Linked DNA regions of Homo sapiens: region 1 is linked to region 2. The links are chromatin loops, found by intact Hi-C in ENCODE. Cell type or tissue: Panc1. All regions are shown on one strand. Links, peaks and the distances in the headings refer to the core of each region. The heading gives the core; the rest is flanking DNA. Region 1 has its middle 110 kb from the start of SST. Region 2 has its middle 28 kb from the start of MASP1.

The links. A loop is a pair of places that touch in the nucleus more often than their neighbours do. Peaks named below come from ENCODE experiments on the same cell type or tissue, not always from the same donor. Only the 100,000 strongest peaks of a DNase experiment are listed, where the experiment ranks them.
Region 1: it touches region 2 in a loop (2.4-fold over the local background); 3 of 110 quality-filtered maps call a loop at or near these places.

The regions. Positions count from the first base shown.
Region 1 is chr3:187,563,587-187,566,498 of GRCh38, reverse strand. No RefSeq gene overlaps it. Among named protein-coding and RNA genes, the nearest start is that of SST, 110 kb to the left of the region's middle. In Panc1, for the core only: no CTCF peak of the experiment used is centred there; no DNase peak of the experiment used is centred there; H3K4me3 peaks cover 271 bases.
Region 2 is chr3:187,318,553-187,321,464 of GRCh38, reverse strand. No RefSeq gene overlaps it. Among named protein-coding and RNA genes, the nearest start is that of MASP1, 28 kb to the right of the region's middle. In Panc1, for the core only: CTCF peaks have their summits at 1,552 and 2,501 (motif pointing left); DNase peaks (open chromatin) are centred at 1,564 and 2,384; H3K4me3 peaks cover 755 bases; H3K27ac peaks cover 2,500 bases.

The DNA.
Region 1 (2,912 bases), core at 267-2,766, 250 kb before region 2:
TTGAAATAGGAAATGTTATATCTTATGCTCCTTCACTGTAATAATAACAGCAACACTAATTATTCTTCACATTAGTATATCAGCTGGTGATTTAAAACATGTATTCATCTCCATTATCTGCCCAGTGCCTGCTATGTGCCATTCTCTGAAGTTGGCACTGGGAAGTCAAAGATGATTGACTTGAAAGTAGGATATTTTATTCATCAGGAAAAAATGATCATGAAAACATTATGCTGAGAAGATGCACCGCAGGAAGCTCTGGGAAGGGATAGCCAATTGTCTGGAGAATTAGAAAAAGTCTTTAGAGGAAATGTGAATAAGCTAGGTTGTTTGAGAAAGAAAAACAATCATGCATTTAGGAATACATACACACATATACATACATTTAGGAAAAACTTTAGGATATTCCTCTCTTTCCCCACAGTTCCATGATGAAAGGTCTTTTTGGGATCAAGACCTTGGAGCGGGGCATGGTGCATAATGATGAAATTGTGATATGCAGCCTGGGTGGTGGCCATGTGTCTCTAGGCATTTTGTGGTGGGGCCCGAACCCATAGGAAGCTGTAGTAGAAGCAGTCCCGGAAGGGGAGGCAGGAGGCCTGGGTGCTAGATCTCGCTCTGCTGAAAAGTCAGCATTTGACTTTGGGGAAGTCATTTCTCCTTCTAGACTTCAGTCTCTTCATGTGTTAAATTAGTTCCGTTTTCTTTGTTTAATATTGAAAGCTTCTTTCCAGATATAGACAGAAAACTGAAAAGTAGGTGAAATTGATAGAACAGAGCTATTTTCATTCTTAGGCTCATTATTCTTCCCACTGAAGCTGGGGAATGGGTAAGAGCCACAGCAGCCTTTTTTCCCTTTTTACTCCCAAAGGAACCCCAGAAGCATGTCTCTTTCACTCTTGAGCACTGAAGAGCAGTTTGAAAGCCATAGGACCGAGGGCTCTTGGAATCCTCTACTCTGAAAGCAAGTACTTCTATGAAACTCACCAAGAAATCTGGTTTTTAAAAAAATGATAACAGCCAATAGCTAATATTTATGGAATATTGTTTATCAGGTTGTGTTCTAAGAGCCTTTCGCAACCCCGTAAGTTAGGCATATTGTCATCACCATTTTAGAGATGAAGTAAATGGAACATGAAAGGGCTGTGACTCACCCAGGGCCATGCAATTTTTAAGAGGCAAGATTCAAACCCAGACAGTACGGCTCCAAAGGCCATGATAATAAATAATAACCATTATGCTATACTGCTTTTTAACAGTCCCACAAATGTGTTCCTTGACATTTGCTTAAATAGCTCAAGCTATAGCTTAAGTTCATTTATTTTTAAGCCCATAACAGAAGTAACCAATTGAAGAATTAAATATGTCATCCTATAACCTAATTGCTGTTCTTTAGAACAAAGTTATGATGAGGAGTTTGTTTTCCTGAATGTAGCTGGGCGATATTTTTCTGCTCTACTGAATTCCATTTCTTCTTCCTCTCTCCATATTCCACAGGCCCTGATTTTTTTCCTTTGGTGGAGAGGAAGAACAGCTGGTCCCCATCTTCATAATATCCTCCATTTGGCCACCATTAACAAATTTATCAGCCTCCCCAGATCTAAGCAAAAGCAGCAGAAAAGATCTAGGTATCCCCATATCCCACAGCACTGGGCAGGGGTCTGCACTGAGTTGCTGGTTTCAGGACAGTCAGAGAAGTTCTGGGAAAGGGACAAGAGTAAGCTCCCTGCAAAGTCCTAGCCTCCAACCTCAGCTGAGCCCTCGCCACTCATCACTAAGTTTTTATTTCCTGTTTTCTAATGTCTGATTGCTTCCCAAAGCAGTCGTGCAAATTCTTCTCCACATTTCCACGTCTCAAACTGCACCCTATTTCCTCAGTTTCCCCAGTTCACAGCTTGTCTTTGATTTGCCAGCAGGGATCTTCTCTGCTCTGAGCTTCCTCAGCTTCCTGTGGCTCACTAGGAAAATCTTTCAGAGCTCCTCCCCGTTCTTTTCTCCTTTTCTTTTCCTTTTGATGAAGAAGTGCCCTGTATCCTTCCCCATGGACTCCTGGCCTTACCCTGCCCAGCTCTCCCCAAGCACTTAGCTCTGTCCACTCTCTCTCTTAAGTCTCCTGCTCCCTCAGTTGCTTTTTCTCCTCCCACTCTATGCCTTCAACCAACAAATAATGCAGGTTTCACTCATTTCAAACAGACCTTTCTTTGATCTAGTTTCCTAGTCTTCGCATCATCTTATTGTCCTTTCCGCTACCAAATCATGTGTTCATTTTTTCTTCTCGAGATGGAGTTTCACTTTCGTTGCCTAGTCTGGACTGGAATGGTGTGATCTTGTCTCACTGCAACCTCCGCCTCCTGGGTTCAAGCAATTCTCCTGCCTCAGCCTCCCGAGTAGCTGGGATTACAGGTTCGTTCCCCCATGCCCAGCTAATTTTTGTGTTTTTTTAGTAGAGACGGGGTTTCACCATGTCCGCCAGGCTGGTCTTGAATTCCTGACCTCAAGTGATCCGTCCGCCTCGACCTCCCAAAGTGCTGAGATTACAGGCATGAGCCACCGCGCCCGGCCGATGTTTTCATTCTTCCAGCACTTCTCTCTCCTCATTCTTCCTTGTAAACCCGAATCACAGCTCCTCCTCAAAAATCACTCCTGAGGTCTCAGCCGTCATCTCTAGCCACCATCATAAAACACTAGACTTCTGCCAACCCATAACTTCTTCCATGCCCTGTCACTAACTTGCTCTGTGATTCTGGGAAAGTCTGGCCTCTTTCTGGACCTCAGTCCTTTCAAATGTGAGTTTTCAAAGTTTTTAAAGCTTAATTCAAACAACGGTATTTTCAGAATCCTAACGTGTACAACAGATAAAAGGCACGGTGGTCACGGGTATAAATGTGTGTATATGTATTTATTTATACGTT
Region 2 (2,912 bases), core at 316-2,815:
CACCGCCTCAGCCTCCCAGAGTGCTAGGATTACAGGCGTGAGCCGCATGTCTTCTTTAATGCAGAACTGACATGTATTTTTCAATTTTCTCAGAAGCAAGAGAGAGGAATTCAAAATCCCTAATCATTAATTCCTCCCGTCCCTGCCTTTTTCACTCTGTCCAGAAAAATTAGTTTTCTGAATAATTTTCATGGAACAGAAATAGCTCAAGTCTGACATGTTCTTCAATAAAAATGCAGATATTAGTGACCTTCACACACACAGAGCCTCTCCCGAGTGAACATAGCCCCTCAACGTGCAAGTCTTGCCTGAATGCCTCGATGTCCATTTAAAGCCACCTGGTAAGAGGAGCAGGTATTTCTGTAACTGAGAGGAGTATTGGGAAGAGGCTAGAGACAACATTTTATATTTCTGAGCCCTTGGGATAAGAAAGAGCCCCATTTTCTTGCCTGAAGTCCTCTGAGCAGTTAGAACCACTGGGCCACTGCTGCTCATCTGTAGCCCATCCACTGATGGCTCCTTGCCCAGACACAGAGCCTGACCCAGCCAGTGGACCTGGAGAGGAAAAGGGGATAAGATGAGAAATGGGAGTTGAGGGCCTCCCAGCTCCCCATTACTAATATTAATTTACTTTCTATATGCAACTATGGCTATGGGAATTTAGGACCACATGAAGCAATAAGATCAAATGGAAATCTTGACCTGCTTGTTTGGGTGAATCAATTTTCCTGGAAGGCTCAGGGCACTGTGGGGAAAAAACGCATACGAGGTGAAAACATGGCTGTTGCTAGAGCCCAGGAGACCCTATGAGTTCAGTCAAGGCTGGGAGAGAGTCAGGGGCTCTACCCTGTGACCCCCAGGAGAGTTTGCACCCACCATGTCACAAGGGCACTGCTATATGCTCAGAAGGGAGCTGTGTTACGAATTTTCAAATGATTCACTGCTCTCTAGATCAAGGTTGTTGTTATCAAGCAAAAGCAGTAGGAAGAGTGTGTGAGTAGAGCACTCCGTAGTTAACAGAAGGTGTTCAGATACTTGCTGATTTGATTCTCAAACTACCCTGGACTGTCGGCTTCATCAAGACAGAGAATCATGTCTGTCCCATTCATTGCTATCAACTGTGCTAAGGACGGGGAGTGGCACGTAACAGGCGCTCCGTGCATATTTGTTAAATAAAAATAAAAGAACCCAATAAGATAAGAAATAGGAGTTATTATTCCTATTTTATAATTGAGGCCGAGAGTCCCACAGTTAATAAACGGCAGAGTCAAGACAAGACTGAGCATCTTAATCCCAAGGTCATTGCTAGCTATTTTGTCTTATGAAGCTTCTAGGTCACAAGCTTCAGGATGCAAAGAACTCCAAAGGTAGGAGCATATGGAGGAGCTGTACAGCGCAGAGAAAAGCAGGCAGAGTCCCTGGAGCTTCCCAGAACACAGAAAGATTTACAAAGAAAGCTCAGGACTGAGATGTGGACACCGACATGGCAAGAAGCTTCACTTCCTCCCTGCGTGGCCAGGACACATCCCCAGCGAGCAGGGACTCATTGGGGATATGTGTGGCTCTTTAGCCTCCCCTGCAGGAGAGTTTCAGAATGCACCCTCTCTAAGGGGCTGAAGTGCTCATAGGAAAGCCCAGATCTGATGGATGATCCACTATTGAGGTATTCCTAAACAGTGGGATGCATCACCCCCACTTCTCCAGAGGAAATAACCAAGAGTTTAGTCTTACTACAAATTAGAAAGCTGCTAATGTGCATAGCTCGTTATGAAGTACAACTATAAGACATTGGGTTCTTAAAGCTGAGAGGAACCCTAAATAGTCCATAGCCTGGGTTCCTAGATAAAAGGTCTGCGAAGCTGCTGAAATAATCTGCATATTATGAGTATTCTGGAGGGGATTGTCCATGACTTTCATCAGATCCTCAGAGGCGTCTCAGATTCAAACCCAGCCACAGGAGGGTCTAGAATTACCTCCTCAGCCCCTCAACTAAGCAGATTTGCTCAAAGCCGCAGGGATGGGAAGTCCGTCTTTCCCAAGGCAGCTGAGGTCATTTCCTGTGATCAATTCCTGCTCCCCACAGAGAGTGAGGAATGTACAGATGGTTCCACTAGAACCCGAACAAAACAACTCCCTCCATGTGTCCGGCATATGAGGTCCAAAAATGAGCTGTAGGGTGGGAGTACTGGGACAGCCTTCAAAATGCACCAGCCAGCACGGAAAGGGCTGCTTTTGAAATTTGTGCATTTAAAGACAACTAACGACTAGTTTCATTGCCTCCCCCAAAGTGAAGTTTTTAAGTGACAGATTCTGCTCCTCTGTCTCATAATATTCTTACATAAAGGTTAGGCATGGAGCTGATGGCACCCATCAGCCCCAAATTCGAGTAGACCACCCCCAGAATGAAGTCTAAGTCATGGAGACAAAGCCCCGCGCTTGTGCTGAATGAGATCCTCTAGTGCTCTCTGGTGGCTACGACTTGTTACTGCACCTTTCACAACACATTTGTACGAAGTTTGTATTTCTGATTTTTTTTAAGTATTCCAAAACTGAAATCAGTTTAAAGTCCTCTCTTTGCTTACATATGAGTTGGGGCTCAAGGATTGTATAATCAATATGTCATGTGACTTATCAATGGCAGAGCCAACACTGGGGCTTAGGCCTTTCCTCTTGTTCGGGAGCTGTTTCCCACTCTGAGATTTGAAGGTGGGTGCAAGTGAAACATGGTGGAGAGCAGGAACTGCCAGGCTCAGGGTGGGAGCAAGCAGGTGTGTTAAGGATATCTCCGGGGCACAGAGCAGATTTGAGAGTTGGGGGCGACCCAAGAGCTGCACAGGGGCCAAATCACCAAAGGTCCTTTATGCCAGGATATGGAGCTTAGCGTCTGTTTGTAAGGAGGAGAGCCCCATGAA